2 separate regions of the Homo sapiens genome follow, and region 2 is linked to region 1. A link is a contact called in ENCODE Hi-C or POLR2A ChIA-PET data. All regions are on one chromosome and are shown on one strand. The core of a region is the stretch at or near the end of the contact, and the rest is flanking DNA. Distances in the headings are between cores, read along the strand shown. Region 1 holds the start of SYNJ1 (synaptojanin 1). Region 2 overlaps TMEM50B (transmembrane protein 50B).

Region 1 (2,858 bases), core at 102-2,601:
GGCAGGAGAACGGCGTGAACCCGGGAGGCGGAGCTTGCAGTGAGCCGAGATCGCGCCACTGCACTCTAGCCTGGGCGGACAGAGCGAGACTCCGTCTCAAAAAAAAAAAGGTACTTCTCAAGCAACACATTTGATATCAACAGTTTTTTCTGAGACAGTACTGACATAGAAATCCCCTCTAGTTCTTAGAACTAAATCCAAGAATCTTTGTGTTTCTCCTTCATGACTTGAAGTGGCTTCTTTTCTAATAAATTTAGTTCCGTGTCCTGAAACCAGGGTGGGTACAGCTTCTCTAAAATGGACGAAAAAATCAAGTCACATGACAGGGCCTGAAGAGGGAAATGATTTTTGCAACATAACCAAATTTAAATCCTGCTTTGGCTGTTGAAAACCAGAAGGAGAAGAGGTAAAGAAAAAGCAAACGCAAGTGGAGACAGTTTGAGTGCTGGGTTCTTCAGGTTTTCAATTTCTTTCTGCCCTGTTGGCTTTGACTTCATTCTCTTTCTTATTAGGTCTATTCAATGGAAGCAGAAATCTATGGGACACGCTGATATTAGCCAGGAAGCACCATTTGTTGAAAAATGAGGATGAGATAAAAGGGTTAGGTGCCTTTAGTTACTAAATTCCACGGTTGGCAAAAGCTATTCATCCGTCGGTGACAACCACAGCTGTCGTGGCCTCCCTACGGCCATGTTTTGTTGGACTCAGCCTTGAGATCCTGGTTTGTGACGTCCCACTCTCCATCGTATACACCTAAGCACTCTTCGATAGAACCCTGTGAGCTCCAGAACACACAAGAAAAGGCACCGAACAGAACTGTCCCAGAGCAGGCATTAGTTTTTCTTCTGCTACCTATCCAGACACTCAGACTAGGAACTCGGTGCCGTTTGCTGGGCTGTCGACACCATGGACAGCTCTTCAGGCGCCACCTGGTTGGCTCGGCGAGCCGACCGTCCCGAGCCCTTCCTCCTCTCCCGTCAGGCCCGTGGGGGCGGCGGGGTTGGTCCTGACGCCCAGCTTGGGGAGCAGCAATACGCAGCCCCCCAAGCTTTTCTCCGGAGTCCCTCCCCGGCGCTCACGCTCTGAAGAGCCCACGCAAAAGGACCAAGGAGGCCAGATCTTCCCTCTCCCTGCACCCCCGGCGGTGGGATCGCAGCTCTGCCTGGGGGCGGCCGCAGGAGGCAAAGGTAGCTGGAGACTGAGGCTGGGGCCGCCCGCGGGTGCCAGGCCCAGCCGGTCGGCGCAGAGTGGGCGTGGTCTCCCTCCTGATGCCCCGCCCCTTCCCTCGCGCGGGGCGGATCTTCCGCCCCCGGCCGCGGCGCAATGCGGAAGAGATGGGCCTGCTGGAGCGGAAGTGACGCTCCCGGCGGCTGTGGCGGCGGCTGCGGGAGAAGGAGGAGGAGGAGCCGGAGGAAGAGGTGAGCAAGCCGGCGGGGGGCGGGGAGCTGCTGCGGCCAGACCCACGGGCAGCCGGGCGGGCGGACGCCTCCAAGACCAGTCTCTGCCTCCGCAGCGTCAGCGGGAGCGGTGAGGGGCGACCGCGAGCAGCCGGGGTGCGGGAGGACGGGCGGGGTTGTGAGCAGACCACTGGTTGTGCGGGGTGCCGCGTCAGGCTGGGGGCTGTGGTGACAGCGGCTGTCAGCCCGCCCGCGGGAACGAACCGAATCCGCCTGGGCGCCGGGGTATCTCTTCTGGCGCATAAATGGAGGGTTTGGGCTGCTCGGCTCTTCCGTCTCTCCGAGAAGGAGCCGCTTTCCCGGGCAGTCGACTGCCCGGGACCCCCGAGGAGCCCCAGTCGGGTCGGTGCCCCGAGTCGTGACTCTTCCCGGGTGGCCATTCGTATTTATCGGCCCCGCCTGCCGTCCCCCCAGCCGGCGGTAGCCCGGGGCAGGAGAGGCGGCGGTAACCTGTGCCTTTTCCCTTGCCCTTCATCGCCACCCCCGGGAGAGCCTGTCGCGTGGGATAATCCTTTTCCTTCTCCTGCCCCCTAAGGAGCTTTGAACCAGCCTTGTCACCCTTCCCTCCCACCTCCGCTCCTTTCACCTCGAAGGAACTGCTTGAAGTTTCCAAATAGGTTCCCTTTCAACGTAGTGACAGATCTTGAAGCAGGAAGCTGATAAACAGCTCCGGACGAAATACGCTCAAAATTTTTCCTTTCAGTAAGCATAAATTAAACGGGAAACTCAACCAGACCGTTGATTGACTTACAGTGCTAAAACCTTGTCTTGCCTTGGTATGAGAATTGATAGCTTTTCCTCTTGCTTTTTGGTAAAATTAAGTGACGACTTATCTTTTGGAAAAAGCCATTTTCTCCCAGAGCTGTCTGTTTTTTCCCACCCCAACCCCCCATCAAAACCTGGCGGGGAGGGACTTTTGGATGCTTTGCAGTCCTTGCTGCAGAAGGAAACATCAGCTTCATTTGCTTTGCTTTGCTTGGTTTTCGCAGGGCTGCCTCCGAAGAAAGGAGAATGGCGTTCAGTAAAGGATTCCGGATCTATCACAAATTGGATCCCCCACCTTTCAGCCTCATAGTGGAAACTAGGCATAAGGAAGAATGTCTCATGTTCGAGTCTGGGGCTGTCGCTGTGCTCTGTAAGTCATCTGTTAGAGCCCAATTTGTCATGGTCTCTGTTTTGATTTGAAACAATTCAGATGCAACCATTTTTTAGAAAAGAGCCCGACAACCCTTTCACTGTATTTCCTCTAGCAGATTATGCTTGTATTTCCTTTTAATCAAACTTATTTTCCTGCAAACTTTTTGTTAACAGGTTTTTGTTGAGGGGGTGCAGGGAGATGCAGGTTTTGGTTGCAGGATTTTGCTTTCTTGGGTTCTGCTGCTGCTTCTAAAAGTAAATGTT
Region 2 (2,858 bases), core at 90-2,589, 720 kb before region 1:
AGAGCGAGACTTCATCTCAAAATAAATAAATACATAAATAAATAAAATTAATCTCTCTATTGTCACTTTGAAGAATTAAATAAATTAATCTCTACTTCTGCAATGTCTAATCTATGCCATCCAATGATTTTTTCATCTCAGACATTGTATTTTCTCTCTCTAGAAGCTTGATTGGGTCTTTAAAAATATTTCTGATGTCTTCCCTTAACATGCTCATGCCCTCTTCCACCTTGAACACACAGAGTATATTTATAGCTATCTCAGGGTCCTTGTCCAATTGTCTGTGTCATTTCTGCATCTGCTTCTACTGATTTTTTCTGCTTCTGTTTACTCTTCATTTTGGACCTATTTTCCCTTATTTGGTGCTTTGCATACAATTTGTTGGGACTGGATCTTTGCTAGTCCTTTAAATGTTTTTAAGCTTTGTTTTGGGATGCAGTTAGGTGACTCAGAAACAATCAGAAACAATTTGATCCTTTTATGTCTCTTAAGCTTTGTTATAGGCAGGACCAGAGCAGCTGTAGCCCAGGACTGATTTGTCCCCCTACTAAGGCAGTCATACCCTTTGAGTGTTTCCACTCTCTGATGCTTCATGTATTCCGAGGTTTCTCTACTCGACTTGTGAGAGTATGAACTCTCTTCCAGCCTTGTGGTAGCTCTGGGACATGTTCTTTCCAGTGGTTCTTTCCTTCCCTTGGGTAGTTTCCTCTTATGTATAGACTCTTCAGTACTCAGCCACAGACTGAAGGAGCACCCCCTGCAGATCTCCTGCGTTCCCTCTGTGTGGCTGTCTGTACGCTGCATGGCAAACTCTAGCCATGTGGTCTCCCTCCACTCTCAGACCACCATGCTCTACCTGGATTTCGCCTTGTGGCCTTGACACTCCTGGTTTTGAAAGATGTTTGGCAGTTTCTGCTGTCTTATATGTCAAAGACATGTGACTGACAGCCTTCTGGGGATATGGTAAGTTGTTATGAAGACATTTTAGGCAGTCTTTAGAGATTAAGTTCAGATTCAACACTTTGTGGTGGTAGATGAATCCACTTAAATGACAATTGGATGAACAGAAACCTTGTATGCTCAGGTGGACATAGTTGACAGCTGTGTCATCTATGTGCTCTGCCCAGAGGCTGGCAAGTTATCAGGCAGCCTGTATGCTTCCTGTGTGCTGGACCTGTTCTAAGCTCTGGGGTACAACCTCTTTTATTTACATCTCTGGTCACTCCTCTGTTTTCCTTGCAAGCTGATCCTCCACTCCCTGCCTACTACCTTTTGAAGTCTCTTAAAGCTGTTCTTGGCCTTAAGAAACTCCTTGTTATTTTTCTGTCCCTGGGTGAACTCATGTGTACTTAGGACTCCAATTATTGCTTATATGCCAGTGAGTCACAGATGTCCCTTTCCAGGCCTAAACCGTATATCCAGATTCCTACTTCACATCCCTTCTTGGGTTGCTGACATTTCAAATCCAAAACATTTAGTATGCCCACAGCTCAACTCATGGCCCTGGAGTGTCCCATCTCTCTGCTCCCGCCTCCTTATCCTCTCTCACTTTGCCGAGATAATTCCCCCTCTTCTTTTGGATCTCAATTCAGTCACCACTCCTCAGGAAAACCTTTCCTGACCTCTCTAACTAGGTCTGATCCTTATGTTTCACTCTGAGGATACTGTGCACCTCTCATTTATAGCATTTTTTTATAGGTGGAATTTTATATTTATTTGATTGTCTCCTTATTAGACCCTTAGCTCCATTAGGGAGCAAGTTTGTCTGGACTCAGTCTCACCCCAGCACTTAGGTGCTTGGTACGTAGCCACTTTTCAGTGCACAATAATTATTTGTTGAAGGAATGAAGAATTGCAGCATGGTCTGTTGTAGGGTGCTTCAGTTACTGTAATTTAGATATGGTAGGCTCCTGGAGACATAAAATGGCCCTAATGCCTGTCACTATGAGAATGGTCTCTCTCCCTTTTTCTTTTGATTTATTGATTCATTTTTTTGTTTCTGAGTCATAGAGAAATGTCTCTTTTCCTTACAAGTTGCCTGTTAATAACTTCCCAGGCCTTAAGAAAGAATACAGTTATGCTTAGCCATCGTAGTTAACAGACTGCTTTACAAAATAAGCAAATTAAGACCAACACTGCCATGATGTCTAATTTAATTTTTAAAATTGATAGGAATCAGTGAAGTACCTGTCAAAGCATATTGAGAAAATGAATTCTGTGTTGCTTGTTCCATCGGTTTTTTCCTCATGATTTGTTTTCCTATCTTTCTAGCACTCTGATCTACAAATTTGGAAGAACCGAAGAGCTATGGACCTGAGATCACTTCTTAAGTCACATTTTCCTTTTGTTATATTCTGTTTGTAGATAGGTTTTTTATCTCTCAGTACACATTGCCAAATGGAGTAGATTGTACATTAAATGTTTTGTTTCTTTACATTTTTATGTTCTGAGTTTTGAAATAGTTTTATGAAATTTCTTTATTTTTCATTGCATAGACTGTTAATATGTATATAATACAAGACTATATGAATTGGATAATGAGTATCAGTTTTTTATTCCTGAGATTTAGAACTTGATCTACTCCCTGAGCCAGGGTTACATCATCTTGTCATTTTAGAAGTAACCACTCTTGTCTCTCTGGCTGGGCACGGTGGCTCATGCCTGTAATCCCAGCACTTTGGGAGGCCGAGGCGGGCCGATTGCTTGAGGTCAAGTGTTTGAGACCAGCCTGGCCAACATGGCGAAACCCCATCTACTAAAAATACAAAAATTAGCCAGGCATGGTGGTGGGTGCCTGTAATCCCAACTACCTAGGAGGCTGAGGCAGGAGAATCGCTTGAACCCGGGGGGCAGAGGTT

The links. A loop is a pair of places that touch in the nucleus more often than their neighbours do. ChIA-PET counts read pairs that join two places held with the same protein, here RNA polymerase II (POLR2A). Pooled maps may share reads with other maps.
Region 2: a map of PC-3 shows a loop between it and region 1 (9-fold over the local background). The contact joins the enhancer-like site here to the promoter of SYNJ1 in region 1. A Hi-C loop is called at or near these places in 1 of 168 maps with a recorded cell type or tissue (PC-3) and 2 of 50 pooled maps. POLR2A ChIA-PET finds 5 or more read pairs at or near these places in 3 of 52 experiments (HEK293, WTC11 and naive thymus-derived CD4-positive, alpha-beta T cell).

What each region holds. Positions count from the first base shown.
Region 1 is chr21:32,726,506-32,729,363 of GRCh38, reverse strand. It overlaps SYNJ1 (synaptojanin 1), which reads left to right and starts at 1,351. Exons shown (of 33, transcript NM_203446.3): 1 at 1,351-1,418; 2 at 2,447-2,592. The coding sequence starts at 2,469. PAXBP1-AS1 (PAXBP1 antisense RNA 1) reads right to left here and starts at 1,250. Exons shown (of 4, transcript NR_038879.1): 1 at 1-1,250. RefSeq lists enhancers at 1,144-1,644, 1,645-2,145 and a silencer at 1,180-1,679.
Region 2 is chr21:33,450,277-33,453,134 of GRCh38, reverse strand. It overlaps TMEM50B (transmembrane protein 50B), which reads left to right. Exons shown (of 7, transcript NM_006134.7): 7 at 2,272-2,858. The coding sequence ends at 2,317. Among named protein-coding and RNA genes, the nearest start is that of TMEM50B, 28 kb to the left of the region's middle. Within about 2 kb of position 1,339, at least 2 of the 41 ENCODE cell types and tissues checked have a DNase peak (open chromatin) inside an H3K27ac peak, as active enhancers do; they include PC-3, where a contact is called at or near this core.